2 separate regions of the Mus musculus genome follow, and region 1 is linked to region 2. The links are chromatin contacts, found by Hi-C or POLR2A ChIA-PET in ENCODE. All regions are on one chromosome and are shown on one strand. The core of a region is the stretch at or near the end of the contact, and the rest is flanking DNA. Distances in the headings are between cores, read along the strand shown. Region 1 overlaps Slc9a9 (solute carrier family 9 (sodium/hydrogen exchanger), member 9). Region 2 holds the start of Dipk2a (divergent protein kinase domain 2A).

What was found. A loop is a pair of places that touch in the nucleus more often than their neighbours do. ChIA-PET counts read pairs that join two places held with the same protein, here RNA polymerase II (POLR2A).
Region 1: a loop to region 2 is called in a map of heart, with 2.6 times the contacts of the local background. The contact joins the enhancer-like site here to the promoter of Dipk2a in region 2. A Hi-C loop is called at or near these places in 9 of 37 maps with a recorded cell type or tissue (Patski, T-helper 1 cell, heart and 2 more). POLR2A ChIA-PET finds 5 or more read pairs at or near these places in 3 of 5 experiments (Patski and embryonic stem cell).

Annotation. Positions count from the first base shown.
Region 1 is chr9:94,688,739-94,693,252 of GRCm38, reverse strand. All of the region lies in intron 2 of Slc9a9 (solute carrier family 9 (sodium/hydrogen exchanger), member 9), which reads right to left. Among named protein-coding and RNA genes, the nearest start is that of Slc9a9, 21 kb to the right of the region's middle. Within about 2 kb of position 1,437, at least 1 of the 3 ENCODE cell types and tissues checked has a DNase peak (open chromatin) inside an H3K27ac peak, as active enhancers do; it is heart, where a contact is called at or near this core.
Region 2 is chr9:94,535,305-94,539,809 of GRCm38, reverse strand. Dipk2a (divergent protein kinase domain 2A) reads left to right here and starts at 1,729. Exons shown (of 3, transcript NM_001033145.2): 1 at 1,729-2,591. The coding sequence starts at 1,935.

The sequences.
Region 1 (4,514 bases), core at 188-2,687, 150 kb before region 2:
GGCCTGGAATGGACCAAGACAGAACTGGTTAAGGTAACAACAGTTCTCATAAAATAAGTGGCATTGCTGATCCTTAAAGTGAGGTGTCCCATGCTCTACAGAGTAGTAGAAAGGAGAAGAGATTTCATATTTTGCTTTCGGCTAATCCTTGAAATTTTTTACTTTTATATATGTGTTATAATGTATGGCATTGTTTGCATGGAATTTGTAAACAAATAGGATTGAAGTAGGTGCATGGGGCATTTTACTGAGTTTGTGTTTACTGCTATGGCTTGGGTATGGTCACATTGTGAGAGAAGGTTGCTCCCCAGGGTCACTTCCACAGAATGTGGATCCTGTGGAAAGTGGAACAGTGGATTCTAGGTTCTGGGGTGCTGCTCATGCAACCCCCTCAAGTTCTTTAGAAATGTCTGTTACGGGAAGAGGAAAGCCTGGTCAAATGAATGCCCACCACCCCTCTGCTCCTGTTTGAGATGTGACCATCTTTTCCTGAACGTTGTGCCACTGTGAAGTGATACCATCTGCTGCCCTCACCTCAGACCAACCCAGTGGGACTGCTTCTTTATTACAATTTACAAGTTATAAATTTTGTAAGTAAACTTCCTTCTTTATAACAAGTGTTCTCTTAACTAAGGGTTAAATGAAAGCCCCTTAGTGTCCAGGCAGCCTCAGGGTCCTCTCTGCAAGCTTGAGCTGCACTGGGGTCCTCTTATGCCAAGACTGGTCAAGATAGAGAGACAGGAATCACCGCAGCTTGTTTCTGTAGAATGTGAAGGATGGATAAAACCTACTACACCGTGAGTAGCCTGCCAAAGCGTCTCCAAGCCCTTATGGCGATTAATCACCCTGGGGCTCTCCCTCCCAGCGTGTCTAGAAAAGCTTTACAGGAGGAGATCGTCCCCCCAGCCTTCCTGTATCCTTCCCAAGAGTGCCCCACTGTTAACTGCACATATTTATCTCCTGACTTTGCCTGATCAAACTGTTCCTATTGCCAGAAGAGCTCTGGCCCTGGCCTCTGTGCAAGAATGTCACACGGTAAAAGCCTGGAAGGCTCAAAGATAGATAAACATGTAAGAATCAAAAGGGAAATATGGACAGTGAGAAAAGCAGACTTAATTAACTGATTCCCTTAAAGGGAAGAGCCCAATTAAAGGCATATAGTTAGCTGTGTCTGTAAGTCTTGTTTGCTTGTTTGTTTTTAACATTCTTACAAGTCTTAGTCACATAGTAGCTCTGTGACCTACTGGGAGGGGATCAGATTCCCTTTTTTTGAAACAATAGCACATTTTTTACTCAGCAGTATACAGAACCCCAAACCACTTCCCTTAAGCAACTGACAGTGTCACTTTTCAAACAGGAAGTGGAGACTTAGCAGAATTTTCACGGAGGAGCTTCCTTTGTCGGTTCACTGCAGTCATCTGATTTATGGGGGGTAGAAGTGATAAATTTAACAGTGCTGACAACTTTTGAAATGGGACTCGATCCACCCGACATCCCAGTTCAATGCACTACCCGCCCTTGCAGCTCAGCAGTGTAAATATATAACGTGCTAGAACACACATGAACATATTCATGATGAGATGTGTTAAAACTGTGAGTTTTCCCTATAATCCAACTCCTTCTCCATTTTTCCCATCCCCTTTCCTATGAACTCACAGGGGAATACCAAGTAGCTCCTCCCCTCCTTCCGACCCCCACCTGTCCTTCCTCTCCACCTGCCCCTGGGTTTCCACCCAAGTGCTGTCTCTGCTTTTGCTTTATTTCCTGCCTGCTGCAGCCAAACTAAGCCTTTGCCTTTGTTAACATCCCCCTTCTCTGCTGACTAGCGTGAACAGGCCAACCTGGTGTTCAGTGGCTCCCATAGTCGAATCTGCCCTCAGTTTTCTGGTCTTCCATACATCCAAAAAATAGAAGATGCTTCGTTTCCTGGGATATTTATTGCTTTTCTCACTTGTATACCATGCCCCTCCCTCTGACTGGGATGTCTTCCCACCCTCACCCCATCCTCTCCCACAGTTGCATCTAGAGTCCATCAGGATGCTTCCTTGTAAGCCTCCCTGACAGCCCTGCCACCACAGGACAGCAGCACTTCTGAGTGCCTGGGGGTCTATACAAACCTTTGGCACCTGCACTTTAGCATTACGGTGTTATTCTGGTACTATTTTCCTCCGGCTTACTAGTAAGTACCCTCCTAGAAATTATGTCTATTTCAGAAGTGTAATTGTGGAGACTCAGTCCATTGAAGACAGAGAATAAATGAAAGAAACATTAGCAATAGACAAGGGTTGTTGCTGGTTGCTTGGGTCAGATCTGGGGCTTTCACATGATGGGCAAGCTCTTCATCACCAAACTACGTCCCCACCCCTGATGTTTAGGTTGTTTGTTTGTTGTTTTTACTGGTTGTTTATTTGTTTTTACTTTTCAAATTTCCATTTCCTCTTCAAAAGAAAAAATTTAAACTTCCTATTTATATGAAAGTGAAGAATGTTTGTTTAGTCCTAAATATCTGGAACAAATTCACATTTGTGAAGCCATAATATAATATAATATAATATAATATAATATAATATAATATAACATAACATAATAATATTGGCCCCAAAGGTTAAAATTAAAGATACTTTGGATCCACAGAAGAACTTTAGCAAATGGTGTTGAGAATCAAACATTACAGTGCAGGACAGGACAGCAGCAGCCAGCTGCTTTGAGTGCGCCTTTCTCATGGCATAGGTAGCACTGGTTTCACTTGGCAGATAACTCTTTTCTATCCTACATTTTTACCTGTGTTGAGCATGAAGAGAACGGGCTTAGCATATGGTACTTCCTGAAGTCTACCTTCAGAAGAAGCACACAGTATACTGCTGCTGCTCTAAATGCCATAGTTCTCTATTTTCCAGCTTTATCCTTTCCTATTGGAAGGAGTTCATGAAGGGACAGAGCTGTGCTCTGTTTCCAAGTACCACCAAGGTCTAACCACCCCAGAAATGCACCTGCTTTTTGAAAACCTTCTAAGAGGTGGTGGCACTACATGGGAATTCCTTCCAGACTCCCCAAATCCTTGGCATTCCATCTAGGCTTCAACTCAATTCTTCTACGAGTAAAACTGACTATCAAGTCCTAATGTGTACAAACCAAGGCTGAATACTCACTCAGCACACGCCAAGAAGGAAGGCGATCCAGAGGAGCTCTGTGATGGCTTCAGTGCCCGACTCTGTGGGACTTCTCCTGAACTCTTCCCAGAACCTCCCACCTCCTGCTGCCTGAGAAGCTAAAATTCGTTGGGCCTCAGCCCCTTGTTTATGAGCCCTTTGGAGAGCCTGGCCAGTGTGTGGTATTAGTGGTCAGGACTCAGGATCAAGGGCTAAGTCCTGATGTAGCTTCTTCCCACCAGCACCAGAGTCTGGCCCATTGTATAATATCTGTGGGTACAAATTATTTTTATATCTTCATATGCACAACACAAGGGGTTCTGAAGGAAAGGCCAACCAGAGACTGCCCTACCTGGGGATCCATCCTATATGCAGACCCCAAACCCAGACGCTATTGCTGATGCCAAGAAGTGCATGCTGACAGAAGTCTGGTATAGCTGTCCCCTGAGAAGCTCTGCCAGAGCCTGACCAATACAGATGAGGATGCTCACAGCCAACCATCAGACTGAGTACGGAGTCCCCAATGGAGGAGTTAGGGGAAGGAATGAAGGAGCTGAAGGGGTTTGCAACCCCATAGGAAGAAAAACAATATCAACCAACCAGATCCTCTAAAACTCCCAGGGACTAAACCACCAATCAAAAAATACACATGGGGAGACCCATGGCTCCAGCCACATATGTAGCAGAGGATTGCCTTATCTGGCATCAATGGAAAAAAAAGTCCTTGGTCCTGTGAAGGCTCAATGCCCCAGTGTAGGGGAATATTAGGGTGGTGAGGCAGGAATGGGTGGGTGGGTGGGTGGGGGAGCCCCCTCATAGAAGCAGGGAGAGGGGGATGGGATAGGGGATTTGTGAAGGGCAAACTGCGAAGGTGGGATAACATTTCAAATATAAATAAATAAAATAACCAATAAAAACAGTTTTAAAACATTTAGTATCCAAGAAACCACAACTCTATCAAATCCAGGATGATAACTTTCAAACATTGCAATTTTTCTTCAGATATGTACATATTGGTAAATATTTGGATTTATTCAATTATTCATTTCTTTACTTGATCACTAGGTATTTATTTAGCATGAGCACCATGGCAGGCTTTAAGGATACACTGGGCAATAGAGGCATGGTCTCTATCATTGCTGTGACTGCAAAGCTTGCTAACTTTGGGTATTATATCTCTCCCAAGGGATGTTGAATGTATCAATAAAACAGCCTCATGGTTTACTAACCCTGACACGTACTAAGCATCCAGATGTTTCAGTACCGGTGTAGCACTGTTGTTGGAGGAAGTAAGCATGGCAGAGATGTTGGCAGTGTGGCCCTGCCTTGTCAATAGCAGTGAGAGCACTGGGAACAGTGGAAGCA
Region 2 (4,505 bases), core at 480-2,979:
TTTAAAGTGATTCCACACATTGTCTAGCATGTAGACGGGGTGTTGAAGACAACACACAGGTTAGTAATTATTCGCTTCGTTTACAACTCTGCCTCAGCAGCACAAATGAACCATGCAGTTCTAGTCTCCAGTCGCTCCAGACACTCCAGAGGAAACTTCATTTGAGCCTTTGCTTACATAACCTTATTGTATGGATTTGGGGGATGCTTGATGAGCAAGTTAAATCAAATTTCTGCCAAAGGAAACATGGGATGCTCTTTTTCTATCAGCCAAATTTCTCAGCCATTTTGCATAAGCCTTTGAAGGCTAACATCTTAAAATTTGTATTCTGTAGTAGCCTGTAAAAATCACCACCACGTTGAAAATTTCTTCCAAAGACTGAACTCCTACATCACCAAACACAAAACGTTGACCTTACCCGTATTCTTCCAGAAGCGAGTCCTCATGCTACAATCAAATACAGAAAATTCGGGAAAGTGATTCACGATCTTGTATAGATAAGTCTCACTGTCTCAGTAGTTACTCTTTGCATACCCGTTACTACTTACTATGATTTTCCTGTTTGACCTCTAAAAATCAGCGCAGTAAAAGTATATTTAACAGCGACCAGGAATTAGCTAGCTATCCACTCGACCAACAATCACAGGAGTGCTAAAAGTTAAAGAAAAAAAAAGTATTCTAATAGAACATATTTTGAAGTTACTGCTGAAGATCCCAGACCTTCTAAAACTTAACCCCACGCGCGTTAGGCCAGGTTATTTCCGCAGTCTGCTGTTAGGAGCTGGTTAGACCGCACAGGTGCGGCACCTGACGGCCTGGCTCCCTGGGGTCATCGCCACAGCAACGCGTCCTGGCCGCAAGGCAGGCCTGGGCCCAGCCTGTGAAGCATGGGGGAACCGGGCTCCTCGGGGACCCGGCGGGCGGCGCCGGTGAGGAAGGACCTCATCCCGCCAGTGCTCACTCAGCGAAACCGTAACTCAGCCTCCGCAGATACATCGCCAGCCCTGCAGCGGCATTCCGGTCCCTAACCGCTGGCCCACTGTCTGCCCGCAGGCCCTACGGCGGCACAAAGCGCGCGACCCAGAGGTCCCGCCAGTCAAAAGAACAAGCGCGCGCCACACCATATAAGGCCCGGAGCGGGCGGCCAGGCCCCGCCCCCAGGACCTGGCCCGGCCCCACTCCAGCCCCGCCCCCAGGCTTCGGCCCCACCTCCTCCCGCTCCCAGGATGGGCCTCTCTGCTCCCGCTTGCCTCCGCCCTCTCCCTTCCAATGACCTTCCCACAAAGGCCTCCGGGGCGCCTGTGTAGCCCGACAGTCACCCCAGAGTAGCCGTTACTGAAGGTCTCCGGTGGCGGAGCTGGCGAGCTCCGCCCTCCCGGGCGCGCCCTCCACCCACCCTCTCCACCGCCTCCCCGCGAGCTCGCGCTGACGCTTCCCGGGGGCGCGCTCGCCCCGCCCCCGGCCCCGCCCCTCGCTCTCGGGCGTGCCCGCGCGTGGGGGCCCCGCCGCATCCTCTCCTCCCCTCCTCGCACCGTAGCTTCTCGAGTGTGAGGCGTCCGGGACTCCTCACTCGCCCCCGCGCGCGCTGCTCGCCCGGGACCCAGCAAGGCGCAGCTCAAGCGTCCCGGGCGGGAGTGCGCGTGCGCGCGACCGCGGCTCCCGCGCTCCCTCCTCCCCCCCCCCCTCCCCGCGCCTCTATAACTTGGCGGGCAAGGAGGCGGCGCCCGCGGAGTCGGAGGGCGGGGAGCTCGGAGGAGGGCACCGGGAGTTGTGGAGACAGCCGATCGGGAAGTCGCCGCGCTCGGCCGGCGCAGCCCGTCCTCGGGTTCCTTCGCTGCCGCCCTCCGTCTGCGCCGCGGGCCTCGGCGCCGTGGGGCGGCCCGGCGGGGTGCGCTCGCCCGCCCCGGCCCCGGCCGCTGCCGCGCGCGGGCGGGATGTGGCGCCTGGTGCCCCTGAAGCTGGGCCGCCTGTCCCGTGCACTGAAGCTGGCGGCGCTCGGCAGCCTGTTGGTGCTGATGCTGCTGCACTCGCCGTCGCTGCTCGCCTCCTGGCAGCGCAACGAGCTCGCCGACCGGCGCTTCCTGCAGCTCAATAAGTGCCCGGCGTGCTTCGGCACGAGCTGGTGCCGCCGTTTCCTCAACGGCCAGGTGGGCTTCGAGACGTGGGGCCGCCTGCGCCTGCTGGACTTCCTCAACGTGAAGAACGTGTACTTCGCGCAGTACGGCGAGCCCCGCGAGGGCGGCCGCCGGCGCGTGGTGCTCAAGCGCCTGGGTTCGCAGCGCGAGCTGGCGCAGCTCGACCAGAGCATCTGCAAGCGGGCCACCGGCCGGCCGCGCTGCGACCTGCTCCAGGCCATGCCCCGCACCGAGTTCGCGCGTCTCAACGGCGACGTGCGGCTGCTCACGCCGGAGGCGGTGGAGGGTTGGTCGGACCTGGTGCACTGCCCCTCGCAGCGCCTGCTGGACCGCCTGGTGCGCCGCTACGCGGAGACCAAGGACTCGGGCAGTTTCCTGCTGCGTAACCTCAAGGACTCCGAGCGCATGCAGCTGCTGCTCACCCTGGCCTTCAACCCCGAGCCGCTGGTGCTACAGGTAGGCGCGGGCGCGGGGCTCTTCGACGCCAGAGGGAGTGCGTCCCCAACTCTCCCAAAATGCCTCTTCGCGAGTTTCCTTCCGCCCTCCCGCTCGTCCCAGTCTGGATGCCAGTGTCAGTGCGATAGCGAGCCCTTGTACCTCTTTCCGAGGACTTGGGCACCCTGGGCACACGTCCTTTGCTGTCCCGCCTGGCTAGCCTAACTTCCCCGAGTCTGTCTTTGTTTTATTTCTTAGATCATCTCCCTGTTAGTCAATCAGCTAGTTCTGGGACCAGGTGGGAAAGATGAGATCAGAGAGTGGGGTGGTGGTAAAGTGAAGGGAGCTAATTCGTGACTCGTGCTTTGCGTGGAATTAGAAGCTAGGAAATGGGGGAAAGAGTTAGATTTGGGCTGGGAAGGCTAAAGGCCAAGACGGACTTTTGCATCCTGATGCTGTGGCCTGCCCTAGTCATATGGTAATCCGGTTAAGGAAGGAATTAAAGTGTTTTTTTTTTTTTTTTTTAGGTTGGAGCTAGGATCTAAGGAAAAGGGTTTTGGCCTCTAGCCCAACTGACTTATTTGCTTTTTCTTGACTTCATTTCGAAAATAAACGTGCCTTTTAGGAGGATAGAATGGAATCGTTTTACTGGTGGCGGCAAGAAGAAAATAGATAAGAGAAAGGAATCCGGTTTATTTTTGGAGTAATTTGTTTCAAACACCCCCCCCCCCCCCGCTAAAGTGCTGTGCCCTTGGGCAGCGATTGTCCAGTAGGTGTGTGATCTCTCTTGGCTGCAAGAAAAGTTACCAGTTCTAAACGTCAAGTGCTAGGGAAAGTGAGTTTAAATTAACCACAAGTAATTGATTGTATAGTTCACGCCCTTTCTCCGCTAAGAATGTCACTAATGGCTAGAGGGTTTGGACCTTGTTTCTGTTGTTGATTAAAGTATGAATAGGAATGTACTCTATTGGTGGCTTTTTTTTTCTTTCAAGTTTTCTGCGTCTTAGTCAAGAGAAATCAGCCTTGATTAGTTCAGCCAAGCATCCTTAACACGAGTATTTGATCAGCTGAAGTTCTAATGTGAGCCTTAATAAAATTTCAAGTTGCTGTTAAGATATATGTGATAGGTTAATTTTAAAGTTCAGATGGTTTAATAAGTACTGTTTTATCTCTGATCAGTGTAAATTCAGTTAAGCTTACTTTGCAGGATTATTCTATTCATTAGTTTAGATTAGCGAGTCTCTAAGTATGACCCCCCCCACCCACTCCCACAAGCCCCCACCTCTCCAAGCTGTATTTATGTTAGCAGGTACTGACAGCACTTAGTAGTGTAATTGACTGTAGTCGATAGTCAAAAATCTCTGAGGTCCCAAAATTTAGCACTGAACTTAAGGTATATACAGTTTTTGCATTTTAAATACTGAGTGCCTATTGAGCGATTTTTATAGGGTTGATTCTAGGTATGGATGCATTAGGAACAACTAATATTAAGATTAAACATTGTGTTTTCTTCTTTAAAAACATAGGCATCTGAACTTGAGAAACTGGTAATTTCCACACCACAAAGCTGTCTCTTACCGGGAGTTTTTATGTCTTCACACTCCTGGCGTTTTCAGCCTGTTGTGCAGTTGAGATAGTCAAATGTGTTGTGACTTTACATTTTTCTCACTTTATTTGAAGCCTAATGCCTAAATTTTTCTGAGTGGATGATTGCGTAGAGTACAGGATAAATGTGAGAAAATGTCTACTAGATTGAGGCATTCATAAATTGCATCAGTAGTTTAGTCAGCCCAGCTCCCAGGGGTAGTCCTGATGCTTCATTATGCTACATACTTGTTAAAGACACACTTTGGAGTTTTTACTACCAGTGGAACAGTGCCTTTTTTTTTTTTTTTTTTTTCCTTAACCCGAGGAGGTGGAGCTTAACCTAAAATT